Regions from separate parts of the Homo sapiens genome. Here region 1 is linked to region 2. A link is an interaction called in ENCODE POLR2A ChIA-PET data of the cell type or tissue named here. Cell type or tissue: MCF 10A. All regions are shown on one strand. Links, peaks and the distances in the headings refer to the core of each region. The heading gives the core; the rest is flanking DNA. Region 1 overlaps EFNA5 (ephrin A5). Region 2 has its middle 49 kb from the start of LINC01950.

What was found. Peaks named below come from ENCODE experiments on the same cell type or tissue, not always from the same donor. Only the 100,000 strongest peaks of a DNase experiment are listed, where the experiment ranks them.
Region 1: POLR2A ChIA-PET joins it to region 2 with 5 read pairs; 2 of 35 experiments call an interaction of 5 or more read pairs at or near these places.

What each region holds. Positions count from the first base shown.
Region 1 is chr5:107,377,315-107,381,314 of GRCh38, forward strand. EFNA5 (ephrin A5) reads right to left here. Exons shown (of 5, transcript NM_001962.3): 5 at 1-4,000. The coding sequence ends at 3,941. Among named protein-coding and RNA genes, the nearest start is that of EFNA5, 290 kb to the right of the region's middle. In MCF 10A, for the core only: no CTCF peak of the experiment used is centred there; no DNase peak of the experiment used is centred there.
Region 2 is chr5:107,050,988-107,068,058 of GRCh38, forward strand. No RefSeq gene overlaps it. Among named protein-coding and RNA genes, the nearest start is that of LINC01950, 49 kb to the left of the region's middle. In MCF 10A, for the core only: no CTCF peak of the experiment used is centred there; a DNase peak (open chromatin) is centred at 7,444.

The DNA of each region.
Region 1 (4,000 bases), core at 1-4,000, 320 kb after region 2:
GCCAAACCAGAGACAGACCTGCCCATTCACAGCTCTGAGGGGAAATAAAACGTGGGAGGAAGGCAAGAGACACACAAAAAATAAACATACTAAGTAAAAGGGGGGTGGTGTAGGCAAACGGGGGTGTTGGTGGAGGCGGTTTTCAAAAGAAAAGTCAGTGACCACAACTCTGAGAGCAATGAATGGAAAGGAGGAGTTGAAAACTGTTTTTCTAATTATTTGAAAATAATACAAATGGCTGCTGCCGTTGCTAAGGCACCGGAGAAAAACAGAGTCCCTGAAAATCCACAGGTACTGTGTGACTCTTCCTTTCACAACGACACAGAGAGGGAAACAGCCCCATTTAAGCTTCCTACACTGATTGGTTTGCAACCATTTCCATGAGTGAGCTGCACATGATATTGATAAAGACTCTTCCTGGGAAAAAATAAAACAGTCCATGAAAACAATCACAAACAGAAAACCAAACCAAACCAAAGTACAGAACTGTTTCTAAATTCCCTATCCTTTTCAAACCAACATGCTGGTGGAGAAGGGAGGGTGGGCCACAGGGCTCCAACATCAGACCTTGAAAACACCGAGGACAAAATATCGATCAAAAAAGTCATGTTGTTCCAGGTCCCAAGATGATGGAGTCATAAGATTGGGTGGGCAATGACCACACATGAGTCCTGTATGGAGCAGTGTCTCAGCCACTTGTGACTCTTTTTTTCAGCCATGGTACACATTGGATGTTTCAAAGCCTCAATGCATGTTTTGTATCCTGAAAGTCTATTGTTCTCACTTACAAAAGACATAAGAATCAAATTAATACTTTATTATCAAACACTATGTACAACAGAGGTTGCTAATAATACAGAATTTAAAGAACGCAGTTTTTTTTTTTTTTTTAATGTTTTACTTTTCTTTCCTCTGCCACCCAAGAAAGTACAGTACAAAACAATAGTCTAAACTAACACGAACTGTTACCTGGTCTATTAAAGGATACACGGTATCCACTAAACAGACAGATCCTTATTTCCCTGCTTGATGTTGCAAAGCCCTTGGCAACCAGGGGCAAAGGTCACTGGGGTTTGACTAACTGGGGCTGAGTGGCAGCTATGACTGTCCTTCAGATTTTTGAGTTGTTTTTGAAATTAAAAGCTTCTAAAAGTTGCATCAACATCCTCCTAAGCCCCCAGAGGATTGTAACACCACCACAAAAGGCCACCAACACTTTTTAAACAAAGTGAAAACTGTCTGACACCAATCATCTTGAAAACTCCATGGCAAGTGCATTAGCTATGATTTCATCACTTACAGGTAGAGAAGCTTACTGTCTACTGGTGTGGACACTCTTGCTATTTTCTTTATACTTAATTTGCAGTGGCAGAATGGTGAAGTAAAGGGGTCTAATTTCACTGTGAAAAAATGAAAGACAATGGCAGAGAGGGCCATGAGTAATTATTTCACCATTTGTTAGAGACAAATGCTAGGAAAACCACAGAAGTCACCATTTCTAAAATGCATTTAGCACTGCTAACATAGTTATGACTAACTGGAATCATGACAGGATCATTTGATTTCCTTGTGGTTATAGAACATGCTGTATTATTTTGGTTCTATTGATCCATTTTAGAAGGTATCTTTCTCCCCCTACCCAAATCCCACTGGACCAACAAGCCTGTAACTATTAATTAAAAAAAAAAAAGTATTTCTGCATATGACTGAGAGTACTGCATATATAAATAGCTAAAGGAAAAAGGAATTGAATGCCGTGAACTTTTGTTTTGGTGAAATGGTGGCTGCCTTCTGTGATAAGACTCTGCCACTCCAGAGGAGTTCCTTATGTCAGAGGGGAATAGGATTGATTGTATCTGTGAGGCTGGCAACCCCACACACATGGTTCCATGTGAGAACAGACTCGGCAGTGACATCCACTCCAAATGGATCAGGTAAGCCCAGATTACATTTCAACATGTGTACAACTCTCCAGGGCACAATACGTTTACAGCTGCCTTTCCTTCACATACTTTTCTAATTCAGAACTACTCACAATTCTAAGCAAATTCCCATTCACGAAGTCTGTCCATAATGCGACCTTCTCTTTTTTTAACATATACATCTTAAAAAACAAATATATAAAAAATTCTTATTTTGCTGGAATGCTTTCAATTTTTCACATTTTACATGATCATCACATTTATTTCTTATATTGAAAGGCATGGTTTCTGTTGACATGTCGTGCAAAGCCAAAAAAAAAAAAAAAAAAAGGGCTGGATTGCTTTTCAATTGGTCTAACACTTTTCCTTGTCTAGGCTTTGGATTTTAAAGTTCATGACAGCCCCACCACCAGTAGAAACCCCAAGGCTTGCATTTCCTGGTAATCGACTGGAAACGTCCCCTGTTGGCCATGCTAAGATTCCTTCAACAGGGTCATCCTGCATTTATTCTCCTTCTGCCCCACCCCCACAATGAAACAAGATAGCCCCCATATTTCTAAATGTATCAAGGGATACCACTTTTTCTCACAAGTTTAAATAGGACAAGCATATATACTCACTCTCAGCATAAAGTATATCTAAATAATGTATTTTCTATTCTAGTGGATTTTTAAAAAAATATTTTGTTAAAGTCTTTGGGACTCCATCTTGTTTATCTCCCACAGATAAACACATGTTCCCCCTACGCTTTAGGCTGTGTCAGAAAGGGAAAGAATATAAAATCAACACTTGAATTTTTTTACTCCAAACTTTGGAATTTTATTTCCAAATTTCCCTTTAGCCCTCCCAAGTAGTGCTGACTGACTCTCCTGGTGACAGGGGTTTGTGTCCGAGCCCCTGCGGTCAAGGAGTGTGGAGCAAAACGTGGGTACTAGGGTGGGAGGCGGGGAAAGGCCACAGCACACTGGCGCTCCAGCAAAGCCAAATCATGTCTCCTCTGGCCACTGCGGTCCTCTCCTTGGTACATGTCATCCCCCAGAGGAGTATCCAAAGCTATTCCACTATGCACTCATCAACCCTGGCTTGTCAGCCTTGGGGAAGGTCACTTTATTCATAAAAATGCCTCTTTGAGTTTCTTAAAAAAAAAAAAAAAAAAAAAAAAAAAAAAAAAAAAAGTTGTAGCACCATGGTGATCTGTATTCAAAGAAAAAATATCTGGTGTGCACTGCCCAGTCACCAAAAAAATTAGAGGCACTCACACATACACACCCCCAGCAAACCTGTAGTTTTCTCTGTTTTCACACCTGCTCTGTATTAGCATTCCACACCCAACCTGCCTCCTAGAAAAAAAAAAAAGGCTTCTTTTAGAGAGCACAAGTTTTGCTGTCAAGAATGCTTTAAGACAGTCATATTAAAAAAAAAAACCAGTGTCTCAACCTTTTAGAAGCCTGTTCATTTACATACTCCTATAGGAAATGGTGTAATATCGTATCTATTCTTAATACCTCCCCTCCGGACCTGACATGGTGACATGATGCCCTGCGCGATCATCTTACAGTTCTGAATGAGAAGGCATAAATATTGCATAGGAGAGCAAAACCCTCCCAGCCCTAGCCAGCGCTGGCTGCATCTGCCACTATTCTTCCTTGTCCATAGCCCGCTGACACAGTGCGCTAACGGAGGTGAGTTCTTAGAGGAGAATGCACAGGAGCTGACGAACCACTGGTGTCACTATGACAATTTGGCATTTTCATCTGGAGTCCATTTAATTTGGGAGGGGTGAGAGAAGCCAAGGGCCAGGGCTGGGGGTGGGGCGGGGTGGGGTGAGGGAGGCAGGAACAAGTTTAGGCCCCCAACCTGAAGTTGTTGCTTAGAATTCAGGCTGAAAGAAAGAAAACAAAAATCTGACATCTGCCAAAACCCAATAACAAGTCCCTTCTTAGGATGAGCAGTTAGGTGGATCTCTGGTGTTCCAAGACCCTGATGTTTTCTGTGACAAGTGATGGGAGGAGACTGTGCTATAATGTCAAAAGCATCGCCAGGAGGAACAGTAGGATTGCCAAAAGGCGGCTGGGTAT
Region 2 (17,071 bases), core at 5,509-9,508:
GATACACAGTAAAATTACAGTCAATGTGTGAAACCAATTATAAGTCAGAAATTGTCACAGCAGTTTTTAAAAGTAACCCAAACATATGCTGTTTATAAGTAAATTACTTTAAATAAACAAGTACAGAGATGATGAAAATCAAAGAAAGGAAGAAGATATACCATATAGTCTGTAAGCATAAGAAAGCAGGAGAAGCTATGCTAATATTAGGCAAATACACTTCAAGACATAAAATATTAACCAAGAGTAAAAGGGATTTTCATAATCATAAAAGAATATGTTCACCATAAAAGCAAAAACATTCTAATTACACTATTAAAAGAGCATGAAAATACGTGGAGCAAAAAACTCAAAAAACTAAAGAGAAATACACATAAATACACAATTATAGTTAGAGACTTTAATTCTGCCCTCATTAATTGATAGACTAAGTAGATAAAAAGTTAGTAAGAATATAATACTTGAAAAACATTATGAATCAATTTGACCTAATAGTTATGGAGGACAGCATCTATTAATACATAATGCCCATTCTTTTCAAGTCTGCATAAATAATTCACCAACATAAATAGACCATAAGTTGGACCATAAAACAAGTCTCAATATTTTTAAAGAATTAAAATCACAGAGCATATTCTCTGACCTAGTAAGATTCAAATAGAAATTAGTAGCAAAAATACACCTGAAAATTGCCCAAATATTTACAAATTAAGAAAAACACTCCTTAATAATCCATGGATCAAAGAAAAAATTCTCAAGATACATTACAAGGCATTTCCAAATGAATAATAATCTTTAAAAGAAAATCCGAGGGAAGATTATAGAAATTGTATAAAGATTTTATTGCTAAAAAAGATTTTAACTAAAACTTCCCACCTTAAGAAGCTATAAAAAGAAGAGAAAATTCAATTCAGTAAGTAAAAGAAAATGAAGAAAATAATAAAGGTAATAGCTGATATCAAAATAGTGGACAAAGTTCAGAGAGAAAAATACATAAAAACAATAGGTTGTCTTGAAATGATTAATAAAACTGATAAACCCCTAGCTAAACCAACATAAAAATAAAACACAAATTATCAATTATAGAAATAGTGAAGAGGTCATCATGACAAATCTTATAGATATTAAAGATAAGAATATATTATGCACACATTTATTCCAATAGACTTGACAAATTAGAGGAAATGGATATGTTATTTGAAAGAAATAAATTATCAAAATAATAATTACCAAAACTGATACAAGAAGAAATAGAAACTCTGTATGTTCCTGTATTTTTTGTAGAAAATGCTTTTGGAATTAAAGCATTTCCACACAGAAAATGTGAAGGCACAATAAATTCTAGCAAACACTTGATGAAGAAATAATACCAATACCATCAACTTTTTTCAAAATACAGAAGCAGAAAAAGTATTTCACAACTAATCATCCTGACGCTAAAACCTGACAAGCATATTAGAGAACAAATAACATAGCCACAAAAAGTCTTAATAAAATATTAGCAAATAAGATTTGGCAACATATAAAAAGGATAACACCACATAACCAAATGGGGTTGATTCCAGAAGTACAAAGTGAGTTCAAAATATTTTTAAAAAATCAATACAACATACATATTATAAATTATATTGATTATAATTTATAATCTATATTAACAGAATGAAGAAAAAATATATATGCTTATCTCAATTGCTACAGAAACATTATTTACAATATGCAACAATTAATGATTAAAAACTCTCAACAAGCTAGAAATGGAAGAAAACTTCTCAGTCAGATAAAGACATCTATGAAAAGTCTACAGTTGCTGGGCACAGTGTCTCACACCTGTAATCCCAGCACTTTGGGAGGCTGAGGGGGGCGGATCACCTAAGGTTGGGAGTTTGAGACCAGCCTGACCAACACGGAGAAACCCCGTGTCTCCTAAAAATACAAAATTAGCCAGGTGTGATGGTGCATGCCTGTAATCCCAGCTACTCAGGAGGCTGAGGCAGGAGAATCGCTTGAACCCGGGAGGCGGAGGTTGCAGTGAGCCGAGATCGTGCCATTGCACTCAAGCCTGGGCAACAAGAGTGCAACTCTGCCTCAAAAAAAAAAAAAAAAAAAAAAAAAAAGTCTACAGTTAGCACCACAATTAGTGGTGAAATATTGAACGACTTCCTCCTAAGACTGAGAAAAGGCTAAGATGCTCACCCAAACTTCTCATCTATTTGATAATTTACTGGAAGAATCTCACAGTGCAATAAAGTAAGAACCAGCAATAAAAGTATAAAGTTCAGAAAGCAAGAAATAAAATTCTTTTTATTCACAGTCAATATGATTGCTTTACATAAAAAATTCTAAGTAAAATTTTTTAGATAAAAAACACTACAACTAATTAATTTAATACATCATCATACATGATGTCAGTATTTTAAAAATAAATTCTAATTCTATATATTAGTAAGCATTGGAAAATACAATGTTTAAAATGTCCTTTTGAATAACTAAAAGCAAATCTATACACACATACCTTTAACAATAAATTCAGTGAAAGTTGTACAAGGCTTCACTATTATGTTTATAAAAACTATGCTGAAAAAAATAAAGACTAAAACAAATAAAGAAATATGCCATAAACAGAAATATTGGTATTGTTATGAAGACAATTCTTTCCCCAGCTGATCTGCAGATATGTTATCATCACGATCAGCATCCCAGCAGACATTTTTACATAATTGACAAGCTGTTTCTAAAATTTATTTGAAAATGCAAAGGATGTAAAGGGAAAATAATCAATCTTGGAAAAGAAGAACAAATTAGAGGATTTACAAAATGTAATTTAATGCTCTTAAAGCTCTAAAAACCAAATCAGTGTGGTGTTGGCCTAAGGATGGACAAACGGATAAAAGGAACTAAATAAAAACTCTAGAAATATACCTGCTCTTGACCTAAGACAACTGTTTCAAAGCAATTTAATGAAAAAAGAAAGCTTTCCAACAAATAGTGTTGGGAAAAAGTGGAAGTGCTGGGAAAAAAAGTGCTGGGAAAAACTCACACCATTTATAAATTTGATTTAATAGACATTATAAGTAAAAAAACTAAAACTCTAATACCTCTGGAAAAAAAAAGGAAAATATTTTTATGACCTGGAATATGTAATGAATGTTTTTATACCAAGCACAGGAAACACACTATCCCTAAAAGTAAATAATTGATGAAATGGGTTTCACCAAAATTAAAAACTCCTGCTCATTAAAATAAACCACTACCAAAATGAATGGCAAGTCACAGATTGGGTAAAATATTTGTAAAACATTTATTTGTAAAAGAATCCTTATCTAGGCCAGGCACGGTGGCTCACGCCTGTAATCCCAGCACTTTGGGAGGACGAGGCGGGTGGATCACGAGGTCAAGAGATCAAGACCACCCTGGCTTTCATCCTGGATTTCACATGGTGAAATCCCGTCTCTACTAAAAACACAAAAATTAGCTGGGTGTGGTGGCATGCACCTGTAGTCCCAGCTACTCAGGAGACTGAGGCAGGGGAACTGCTTTAACCTGGAAGGCAGAGGTTGCAGTGAGCTAAGATTGTGCCACTGCACTCCAGCCTGGTGACAGAGAGAGACTCCATCTCAATTTTTTTTTTTTAAAAGAACCCTAATCTAGAATATACAAAGAATGTCTACAACTTAATAATAATTAACAAAAACAAAAAAAGCAAATTTAAAAATGGATAAAAGACCTTAAACTGAAACTTTACAAAGGGAGATTCACAAATATGCAGTAAGCAGTTAATAATTCTCAAAAATCATTGGGCAGCAGGGAAATGCAAATTAAATTCAGTAAGATGTCCCTATCTACTCAAAAGAATAGCTATCAAAATATTGAAAACCTTAAATTTTGGCAAGGATAAAGAGGAAATTGAACTCTTATGCATTGTTGGTAAACATGAAAAATGGTACAACTACATTAGAAAACTCTATGGAAATTTCTTATAAAGTTGAAGAGTAAATATAAGTTTGGTCCAGCAATTTCACTCCTAGCTATGTACCCAAAAGAAATCGAGCTAATATCCACAGCCAAGACAGATATAACAGTGATCATAGCAGCTCTATTCATAAAAGCCAAAATCTTTTTGTAAACTGCCTATTCACAGACAAATTGTGGCATATTCAAACAACTATTACTCAACAATAAAAATGTACAAGCTGATATTTACAACAACATGGATGAAACCAGACACAAAAGAGTATTACCACATAATTACATTTATATAAAATTTTAGGACAGCAAACTAAACTGGTAATAAAATCAAAACAGTGATTGCCCATTTGGGTTGGGGAGGGGGATTGACTTGGAAGGAGACATAAGAATTTTCTTAGCTTATAAAAGTATTCTATACTTTGATAGAGAAGTGGCTAACAGAGATGGCTGCATTTGCCAAAACTTACCATATTGTACACTTAAGATCTGTGTGTTTTGCTTTATGTCAAGTATGTTCCAATTAAAAATAAAAGGGGAAAATAAACTCTGATGAATATTAGAAACCTGATTTTAATGGCTCACATCTTCTAAACATATTTTAAACAAATTAGTAATTTTTTATTCTGCTGTTGTTTTTCCCTGCTATGACTATAAATGATCCTTCATCACCACTCAGTGATCTGCCTCTAAGACTGGAAATTACTAAGAAAATCTCTAAATTTTCTTAGTTCCCAAAGCCTAGGTTTGTTTCATTAAATATGGATAGAAACAAAGAAAGTATCACGTAAAACATTTGAATTTGGTTTTAGTCAAATATGGTCTAATACTAAACAGAAAGTTATTTCATCCTAATGCTAAGTTCAGTACAAAGAAAATAGATTTTAATAATTTAAAATATGACTTGTAAAAGGTTAACTTAAACATTGACTCCATTTATTTGTCAATATATTTTGTTTCTCAAATACTCCTTCTTGTCATTATTTGCAAAACTTAGTAAATCGTGATTTCAAGTTCAACCATCTTTGGAACACAGACATGACTCAGGTTAGCTTTGGAGGTTCTCCTTGATTATCTATTCAAAAAAAGCTAATTTTGACCTTCTATTTTATGGGCTTTCATTCCTAAAGTCAGAAACCTTTTTATTCATTCAATGGTAGTTTCTTTGTATTCCATATTCCAAGGTGTCTGAGGCTGGTGATGAGACCTTTTTAATATAAAACTAAGATTTCTCCACTGTATAACAGGAACAAATTAGGGCATTCATCTAAAAAAAGCAAAGTACCTGAATAGTGCAATCTCTGATGAAGAATGGGCAAAAATGGCACTTGAGTCCTCTAAATTAGAGCATTAGTTCTTCTCCTTTAGAAGGAAAAAAATCAGAAGAACATTAGACTAAACTAAATTGAACAGAAAAGCCAATAGTGAAGAATAAACTGGAAGGTGCTCAAATCAGGAGAGTGAAGGTGAATGCTGAGAACATAACAAGTTTCAAAGGTCGTATGCTTAACACCCAGGGATCTGAATCACATGACACACTATATTCAGTCGAGTCCAATCTAAGCTTCACAGTTTCTCAAAATAGAAAAAACAGTGTTACCAATTCAGACTGCAGATGCCCAAGAAAAGCTGTTGATGTCAGATGTTAAAATGGGGCCAGGACCTTAAGCAAAATGAAATGAAAGAGTAAGAAAATTATCTGGATACTTCAGGTTAAAATGTGTGTTTTTATTAAAGAAAATGTAGATTTTTTAGCTTATGAGTTTAAAAATGAATAGATTACAGGATTTGTGAGTCCCTTCTGATGGCTAGAATACATGTTTATCACCTCAAATATCAGAATATTTCAAGCAAAGATGTTTGGGGCCTGGATATGCATATCACAATTTTTCAGTTAACTTTGCACATGTAGACACAATCTCAGTGGTGATTTGTATTTCATTTGGGAACCGTTTTAGTTTGGTGGAAATGGCCCCAAGGAATACTCTCTGTGCAAACCCAAGACTATGACACATTTACAGAGCTGGGCTAGCAGTGAAATACAGAGGTTTGAGGGCCATATATTTTCTGTGTAACTAAGGAAAAAAAGAGCTATGATGCCAGATTTTGAATTTAAAATTAAAATATTCCTTGCTTTCTACAATACCTTCAAAATGAGGTTTTAAGCATCAGATGGCTTAGTTAAATAGATAAGTAACAGAATTGTTTTTATCTGGCCTCTCTTTCATAATTCAGAGAATTATGTAACTCTAATCCGTAACTACCATAGAAATATAAATATTATGATTATGTGTTTAATATAAATAATTTTATATTTAGAACAATTAAAATTCAGATTAAATATGGAAAACACACAAAGTGAAGAAAAGAGACCCTTTAAATCTTTTTTTAACCAAGTGCACAGTAATCAGTACTTTTAAATGTATTTCTTTGTAAAGCCAGAAAATCAAATCATAATCAGGTTTTCTCTTAATAATATGACTAGGTTATTACATGTAGTTCAGAAAGAGGCAAGCGATATCTTTCGATTACCAAAGGAAACTTCTTGAAGGCAGGAACCCAACTGTATTCCTCTTTTTCTCTCATAGCACCTTTCTCACAGGAACTGCTCAAGACATAGTATCCTATCTGGATTGAAGACGGAGTATATATCCACACTAGCAGGAGAGGTGAGCTTCTCAAACATTCTCTCTAAAAAATTACTTGAAGCTCATGTTAAAGATTCAGGCCGGGCACGGTGGCTCATGCCTGTAATCCCAGAACTTTGGGAGGCCGAGGAGGGTGGATCACGAGGTCAAGAGATTGAGATTATCCTCGCCAACGTGGTGAAACCCCATCTCTACTAAAAATACAAAAATCTGGTGTGGTGGCATGCTCCTGTAGTCCCAGCTAATCGGGAGGCTGAGGCAGGAGAATCACTTGAACCCGGGAGGCAGAGGTTGCAGTGAGCTGAGATTGCACCACTGCACTCCAGCCTGGCGACAGAGCAAGACTCATCTCAAAAAAAAAAAAAAAAAAAAAAAAAGATTCAGATTGCCCAGTTCTGCCCCAGACTCCCAGAATCAGAATTTTCAGAGTAGAGCCAGGAAATGCATTTAACAAGTACCCTCTGTGAATCTAATGATCAAGCAAGCTAGAAAATAGCCCAGTGTGAGATTAAACTGGAAGCCTCTCAACAAGAAGAGACAGGTCTGTAAAATTCCAGTTCAACATTGTAAGGGCTCTATAATTTCACCCTACCTGAACTTTCCAGCATTATCTCCCTTAATTCAAACAAAATCCTTTGTGGAGTTCAGGCTGGTGTACTCAAGGTGGGCACAGTGGGTGTGGGCAGAAAGTATGGCATTACCATCAATATACCGGGTTGGAATCATGGCTTATATTACAAAATAGTTTTGCAATTCTGACATCATTAGTAACATAGCTTGTTTCTACACACATGGGCTTGGCTATGATTAATGACTAGGACAATATACCCTTCACTTAGCAGTTTAACTAGGAGAAAATGTCCTGGCTCTTACTGCAATGAAGACAACTAATCTGAACTTGCCCTGTTGCCTGAAGTCCAGCCAACTGCTTACTCTCCCTCTACCTCACTTGTTCCTAATGTTAGAAGGTATAATTGTGTCAGTGCTTACTTTGCCACTGACCAAATCAAGTGATGACTTTCTAGTTTTGTTGGAACTATAAATTTAACTCAAATAAAGCACCTTGTTGATACTTACTAGTTCTATGGAGACATGTGTCACTTCAGCACTACAGCACCAACTTGTGATTCCCCAATATTTGACCATTACAATGTCTGGATGCCAGACTTAGAATGAGCAAGCAGTTGTGATACAAGAAGCACTAACTGCTCCAGAGAACCCAAAAAATCCCTAAGGCAACAGCTGATACTTCATGTTGAACTAGACTGAAGTTAAGGCAAACCATGTATTTGAGTGAATAACCATTTGTGAGCCATATGCAGATATGCTTGGGCAAGGAAGTATTTGAACCTCCCTGAGATACAGTGAAATGGGAATAATGAAACCAATAGAGTTGTTTGGAATAAAGTGCCCGGCGTAGACATCAGAACATAGCAGGAAATCTGAGATTGTTAGCTCCTTTCCTTAGCATACCCTGAATACTCCCTGCCCATTTCCCATTTTTGAAGCTTTGCTCATGCGGAACTCAGCTTCTGGCCTACCTCCATCTAGTCCATTTACATCAATTTAGCCTTAAAGTTCCAATTAAATCCCATTGTATGACCCCTCTGCCTTTGTCAATTCGCTCTAGGCCACAAGAGTCTTTTAGTATTCAGGGTTCATATAAAAACAAATTAGACACTAATCGAATATTGATAAAAATTTCTAACACATTGTATGTGTACATTTATTCTACTGAATGAGCTTGTAAGGGAAGGGAAAATATCATATGCTTCTGCCTATCTTCTGAATGAAAGTACTGTGAAATATGAATAGTAGAAAAAGATAAAATAAGAAGTAATTGCTCTTACCCCATTCTTAGTAGGACTGACAATTTAATCAGAAAAGAGGAAGTTCTTTATATATAGCCCAGATATTCCTTGTGACTTTTTAATAAATAACAGCTCTAAATTCACCAACACTATTTTCTATATTAAAAACCTTACAAGGTCCCTTTAAAAATTAGCAGGAAGCTGCTAGAGAGAGCAGAGGTTGCTGCACCCTTGCAGTAGGGAAATGAAGCAGTTTTGTGTTGTGGCACAAGTCTTATGCAAGGTGCATCCCCTTTCACCCAGGAATTCCACTTTGAGAAACTTACTCTATAGAATTACAACTGTGTTTAAAAAACAATGTCCATGGAAGTTATGTTTAAAATGAAGAAAATATGGAAAGAACCTAAAATATCCTCAGTATAAAATTGGTTAAATAAAATGCAATGCATCCATTTAAATTAAGGTCATAAAGGAATACCTAACAACATGGAAGAATATTTGTGGTATCTTATTAGTGTAAGTAGCTGTTTATATGAAAACATTATATAGTGTTCTAATATTTTGCAAAAATATAAATGTATACTTGTTCACAGAAAATTGATGAAATGGCTATGCAAAGATGATAACTACTGTTTTGAGGAATTATGGATGAGAATTTTTCTTTTTGTCATATCCTGTATATTCCAAATCTATAAATTTTTATATCCTGCATTGATACTAACCCTATTTTTAAAGGAATTCCATTGAAGAAAATATAAATGAACTGAAGTGAAATTTTTCTATATTTCTAGTTCCATAGCTCTCCAGTTAATAATATTATTTGGCAGGAATCAAAGTGGTGAAATAAAATTGATATAATTCAGACATTGAATTGATCTAAACGTAATTTTAAAATTTTGAATAACTGAACTAACCTTCTTTAATGAGATGATTTAATATATGTCTAGAAAAAGTGACAGAAGATCAGGAAATATATAAGGAGGTGTCAAAGAAGAGCATAGTATTCCTCTATCTAAACTGTTACTTGGGAAATTAAACATCAAAAATTCCCACATGAGAACTGATTTAAGATAGAAAGTCCCAGCATTGTGATTGGTATAGTCAATCCTTCTTCCCTGTTTTATTGATACTTTTTGTTTTACAGAGCAGATAGATAAAAAGTAAAAGCAAATAGGATAAGACAGGTCATAGACACTATAACAAATGTAGTTTATGTTAATATTTTATGTGAATTCAACTTGTCTTGTTAACACATTAACGAAACTAAAGATGATAGCGAAAAGAAAACAAGCAATGTTCTTCCTCTAATACCTAATTGTGTGGTCTGTACTTCATGGATGCCCAATAAATTCTAATGGCTGACTTTACATTGAATGTTTCCTTATTTGCAGGACAAAGCAATGTAGGTAAGGTAAGCCAAACAGATGGGTAGGGACAACTACACCTATTCCAGAAATAAACACAGTGGAGCTTTTTCTTGGGGTTGCAAAGATAAAGGCCTAGAAGAAGATCAAGCCAAACAGAAAACTATGAAAATCTGCTCATTGGGTTTCGGTAATTAGGAAGAAAGCTTGAAGAGAGAGACAAATTTGCTCTTCTGGGAGAATCCACACTCTTTCCAGCTGTTGCTAGATCATCAAACTGACATGCAGTTCTATGAATATCTGAGAAGGTCATTCTAACAAGATCCTGAAGGACAGGGTCTTGGATCCAGAAATAATACAGACATTTTTCTTTGAGGCATTTACCAGATAGACACATTATTCCAAAATCAAGAATCAGTAAGAGTGATTTACACAAAACTGAGCGAAAATTTTTATAACAAACAAACAAAAAAGAAAGAAAGAAAAAAAGAGAAAAGCATAGCACTAAAAAAGAAAATCTGCTTTGGGAAAACATTTACTAAGGAAGCAAATTTCCTATAGCATCTGTTTGTACTGTCTTTTAAATCCAAGAGCATATTTGCTCTCCAAAATAAAAATGAACCATAAAATATAAAAAAGCAACTGGCTGAAGGGCAGGGAGAAATTTTTGAAAAAAGAGCTAAGTAAAATAGGGCAAGAATATAAGGAAACTGTTGATTCTGGAGCAGAACCAAAAATTGCAAAAGGTATTGAAAGAGAAAACTACACTGAAATAGAAGAAAAATTTGAGAATGTAGAGAAACCTGATTCATTATCAACTACATTCTATGCTTAAGGCAGTATATGATTTTTTTCATTAATGAACCTATTAATTTTGACAGCTTCATAAAGGAAACACTATTATTATATCCAATAATAAGAGAAAACTGAGCTTCAGAAAAAACAATAACAGAGCATATGGTAGACTGACATTGATGTGGCTTTCTTCTACTAAATACTTAGAAATGCTTAATAAAAAACAAATCTTTAAATGAAATAAAAGTAGGCCTGGTGCAGTGGCTTATGCCTGTAATCCCAATACTTGGGAGGCCAAGGCAGGTGGATCACTTGATGTCAGGAGTTCAAGACCAGCCTGACCAACATGGTGAAACCTCACCTCTACTAAAAATCCAAAAATTAGCCAGGTGTGGTGGCAGTTGCCTGTAATCCCAGCTACTCAGGAAGCTGAGGCAGGGTGAAGGAATTGAGACCCATATATACATTATAGCACCTTGTTAACTAATCTAGGAAAAATGGCCAGGGTGCCAGGTGCCAACAAGGCCATTTGTGGGGCGGCGGGGGGAGCTACAAAAATCATAATAACTCGACACAGACCAAATGTGGCTGTGGGATATTAGCTTAAACCATCTGCATTGTCTAGAAATCCTAACATAAGAAATTAAAATAAAAACATTTGAATCCTCTGAATTTCTATCAGTATCCACTATAAAACCTTTTTGTGAGGCCACTCCTACAGACAAGCCTCATAGGACAACCACATAGTGTTGCCAGATAATATACAAGGTGCCCAGTAATATTTAAATTGTAGAGAAATAATGGATAAATATATTCCAATATTAACTATTGAAAGAGTAAACTACACTAAGATAAAAGACAAACTTATATGTGACATAATTGTACTAAAAAAACAAATTGTCTAAACAAGAAGAAATAAAAGGTATAAAAATATTATAAAGGAAAAAATAAAACTTTTTTGCAGAAAACATACCCAGAATTTTTGTTTTAATTCATTAGGATTTGTCAGTTTGTTACCACAACATAATTTAATCTATTAAAAATAATACACAATATCAAGATGCTATTTAGAAATATGGAAGTTTTCCATATTTGTGAGAAAAGCTAAGAACAAGCCAAAATAATTTTGTTTGAAGATTGGGATTTGGGAGCAAAAGAGGTAGAAGAATGAATTTTGTTTTGTATTATATGGTGTTGTATGTCGATTACTAGCCGTTTTGTTTTGTTGTAAGACAATCATCTATTGATAATTCATATTTCAACTCATCTCACAAGGAAGACACTGGCTAACCTTAGTTGCAAACTGTGGTAAGTGAGAAGGAATTTCTTTTCTCACACATTGCTAGGTTCATGTCTGAGACTCCTCAAGCAAAAGACAGACTAACAAGAGAAAAGGATACCAATTTATTTAATATAATTTTACAAGACATGGGAGTCTTCAGAAATGAAGAATCAAAGAAACAGGGAAACCTGTGTATTTTTATGCTTAGTTTTGATGAATAGTTGACAGTAAGGCATGAGTATGATTGGACAAAGAGGATATAATCTAATAGTAATAAACTGGGGGGAAACTTAGCAAGACAGGTTTGTTCAGATTCTTCTCTATGTCTCTGTGTCTTCAGAGACAAGAACATTCCTTTTCTTTGAGTATAGAGAGGGTATCTCTTACATGAGGATCTTAGGACCTATTAATACATTAGAGGAAGATCAGATAATTATTTTTTGACCTGCTTCAGGGAAGAGGGGTGGGAGAAGGTCAGAGGGAGCTTCCTGCTTCAGCTGTTTTGTTAAATGCCAATGTGCCATATTTTGGGGTAGCAAGTCCCATAACTATCTTTAAAAAATTTTTGTGTAACAAATAGCCTTGGCATAAAGAGATAGTATTTCCCCTATATAGGGCAGGTTTTCTTATAGTCTTGGAAGATGCAATGTCTTCCTTATAGGCCTGCTTATTGCCCATTATAAAGACTCATATTCTCTTATATGGACTATAACTTTCAGAGAAGTTTTTTTCCTGTAATGCAACCACCTGCATTTACAGGTACCATCTCCCTCTCTCTGTTTTGCCCTGTGGGAATTGAGGATCTATTAAGTAGCACAAAAATAATTCTGGGACTCTGGCTACTGCTATTGCTATGAGTAATATATTGTTCATCTCTGACCCAGAAGTCTGGAATCTTCTACCAGCATCCATGAAACTGTGCTGGGCTAACTTGATAGTTTGTATGTAGGGTAAAATATCAGATCTTTCAAAGTCCTTTATATCCTTATAATACTTTTATTAAGATTTTTATACATTTTTAAATTTAAAAGGTTAAAGTGAAAAGTAAAATGTGAGAATTTATCTATCTCAGTTCAGTAGAGACTTTCTATGGATAAAAAATAAAGGAAAGGCAAATTGAAAATAGACTGCTTTCATTACATAATATTTTTAACTAGCATGCATTATCAAATACCGTCAACAAAATTAAGAAACTTGAGACAGAGCCCAGCACGTTGGTTCATACCTGTAATCCTAGTGCTTTGGGAGGCTAAGGTGGGAGGATCACTTGAGACCAGGAGTTGGAGACTACCCTGGGCAACACAGCAAGACCTCATCTTTACAAAAAAATTTAAAAATTAGCTTGGCATGGTGGCACATACCACATGTAGTCCTATCTACTTGGGTGGCTGAGGAGGGAGGATTGATTGAGCTCAGGAGTTCAAGGCAGCGGTGAGCTATGATTGTGCCACTGCACTCCAGCCTGGGCAACAGACACTGTCTCAAAAAGAAGAAAGAAAAAAGGAAAGAGAGAGAGAGAGAGAGACAGAAAGGAAGGAGGGAGGAAAGGGAAAGAAGGAAGGAAGGAAGGAAAGAAGGAAGGAAGGAAGGAAGAAATGAAGGAAGGGAGGGAGGGAGGGAAGGAGGGAGGGAGACAAACTTGGAAAAAAATGAACTATTTGCAATATTTTTAAAATAGCACTTATTTAATATTTAAAGAGCACCTTCAAATACAATTTTTAAAGGATGAGTATAACTCATTAGAACAAAGGAAGCAATACTAATAGACAATTACCTTGTGAAAAATATTCGGTCTATTTACAAATAAAATTATTTTAAATTTAAGATTATTGAGATGTTTTCTATATAGTTGGTTAAAAAAGAAAAAGAAGTGAAAGAAAATAAATTATAAAAATGTCTTAAGAGAGTAGAAAAAATCCGTCATATTGTTAAAATTGGAAATATTTATCGAAAGTCTTAAAAAACACCTTTACCTTTTGACTCAATGATTTCTGTTCTCAGAAATCATGTTAAAGAAATAAAGAAGAAAACAAGCAAAAAATTACCTGCAAAAATATAGGTATTAAAAGGTTAACTATAGTAACACCTCCTTAATATTTAACAATAAGAAATTTTTTCAAGAATATGCTACAGTCACAAAATCATGTACACTTTAGGCATTATCATCCTATAAACTGATATTTTTGAAATGAAAAGTTACATACAGAATTGAGAAACATTTTTAATATTATATACAGAATGATTTCATTTGTCATAGCTATAAAGTCCCAAATAACATGTACCAGGTTGTAACAAACACACATTTTTTCTTTTCTCTCTCTCTTTTTTTTTTTTTTACTATACTTTAAGTTCTAGGGTACATGTGCACAATGTGCAGGTTTGTTACATATGTATACATGTGCCATGTTGGTGTGCTGCACCCATTAACTTATCATTTACATTAGGTATTTCTCTAATGCTATCCCTTCCCCATCCCCCCACCCCAAGACAGGCCCTGGTGTGTGATGTTCCCCTCCCTGTGTCCAAGTGATCTCATTGTTCAATTCCCACCTATGAGTGAGAACATGCGCAAACACACATTTTTTTCTTGAGTTACATGGTAATAACTTTTCACTAATATGTGTTTTCTGATTTATCCAAAATAATGTCTATTACTTTTACTCCAAGAAAATATTTTATTTTTTAAACACAAAACATAAACACGCTGATCCCTTTGGGGGTGTACCCGAAAAAGTTAATGAGATGTGCACACTGATTTAAGTGTGTGAAGATCCATAAACATTTCATCTATCTGACAATAGGGGACTGATCAAATTGTGTAATAACCTCATAATGAAACCCAAAGCAGACATTAGGTACCATATTGTAGAAAAATATCATTATGTGGGAAACTGTTAATGACACATTAATAAAAGAAAATTATGAAGTAATATGCAGAGTATGAAGCTAATATTTTTAGTGTGCAACAACAGAAATATGCTAGAGGAAATATATCAAATAGGCACAGTATTTTTCCAATAAAATAACAAGTAATTTTAGTTTTCTTTTCTTTGAATTCCACATTTTCCAGATTCTCTACAATGAACATACCTTGCTTCATTTTATGTTAATAATACTATTAACGGTCCAGCCCTGCAATAAAGAGAACCAGAAGAAAGAGAGTAGATGTGGGAAGGAAAGCTAGGTAAAATATAGTGGGAAATGTTCAGGAGAATTTATTGAATTTGTTAATCTATTAACTGAAGAAAATGGAAGGAAGAAATGAAGAAATTGGTTTGGGTAAACAACATCATTATTTTTTAATTTGGGAATTCAGGGAAAGGAACTGACTTTAAAGACAAAATTTTACACTTCTGGGGTTTTTTTCTTCCTAAGTTTTTGCAAAACATGTAGGTGGATGTGCCCAATGGACAGGAAAACCAGTACACAGCCATGTGATCAATCAGGTATAACTATAGATTTGGAAGCCAACAACATACTGGGTAGAGTTAAAATCACTGCATGCATACAATTACCTAGGAATAATGAAATATAAGAAAATAAGAAAGCATGGAAAAGCACCTTGAAGAGTCCCAACCAACAGTTACCAGGTAGGCTAAAGCTGGCATGGCAGATATGGCTGCACACTGGTCAAGAAGGTGAACTTTAGCCTCAACCAGACCTGAATGAAAATCTGTACCTCACCACCTGTGGCCTTTTGTGTGTTATTCAAACTCTCTAAGCTGCATTTTCTCATTTGTTAGGTAATAATAACAATAATATCTGCCTCGTAGAGTTCCAGCATGTCTTCACTATGGCAGGAAGGCTCAATAAATGGTAGCTAATATTAATAGTAGGCCTTGTCCTCTTAGTGGTAGTAGATAAAAAGTAAAAAAAAATAAGGAACTATTAGAAAGGGATGAAACATCAGGAAAAAAAAAGTGATGTCTCGAAAGACAAAAAAGGGGAACTTCAAGCAATGGCAGTAATCAATGGAGTCAAATCCAAATAAGATGCAAACCAAATCCAATGGCATTGAAATTTACGAGGTCATTTGAGATGTTTGCCAAAATAATTATATCTGATTTTTAGTCATATTTCCTTGAAAAAAAAAAAAACCCTTAACAAATGGTTACTACTATTTCTTGATGTTTCATTTTGTGATTCATCCACTTTTAATTCATAAATAGTGGGAATTTTGTCAAGATAAAGTTAATAAATTACTAAAGTAAAAATTTGCCACTGAGCAACAATGAAAGAGTTAAGGTTTTACTTTGGGTTGTTGTGTTTCCTTTCTACCTAATATTTCTGGGTGCATGTCCCTCACAAAAGGACTTTACAATGGTTTCTGAAAGTCTTTCAGAGTTACAAGCCAGAAACGTATTTGTCATAGAAATATTACTCTTAAAAATACTGATAGTGCCTCTGTTCTATCAATCTCTCCACAGGACTCACGGTGAGAAAGAGAGATGGGAAGAAATGTCTGTGTAGGAAACTTCTTTCTTTGAGGGTCTTGACTGGTTTTTCTTTCCTTTTTTAAAGGCAGCATAGTTGGAAGCACCTTTAGGTCTAAAAGGGATTGAGTGAGAGAAACACATCATGAAACCAGAGCAAATACTAAAATATTTAAGGTAGGATAGGAAAGTCCAAGGACTAAAATTAGATCAGCAAAAGCAAAATAACAAACAAACAAAAAGGGAATATTTGGGAGCACTGAGATTCAGCCAAGAGTTGGCGCTGCTGCTCAGTGAATGCCCCAGACAGTGTGCCCTGGCAGCAAGTTGCTGAGGCTGGGGCCCAGGAATGCCTGGTGCTGCTAACAAGTACGCTGTGCAAGCATCTTCAAAGTGAGAGAAAAGAAGGGCACTTCCGCGTGAGATGAGTTCTCCAAAGCCCTCATAGCTCTAGTCCTCACACTTTTCTGGTCTTATTTGTCATTGGGGTTAGAGAGGGCTAGGAACTGAAAGCAGGACAGACAGACCAAACAGGCACACAAAAGTCCATTGTAAAAAGTATCATTTTCAAGCTGAGGCTGCATATAATACATTCATAGAACGGGAATACCAGCCTACTCATCATGGAAATGGTTATTTCATATTTAAGACCCTGAGAGAGTGTGAAAAGGGAATCCACATATGATTTACTTTTATTCTACACATTCTTAATTGAAGAGACAGAAAGATACTATTCTTTAAAAAGTAAATTGTCCAGCTTAGAGAATTCATCTGA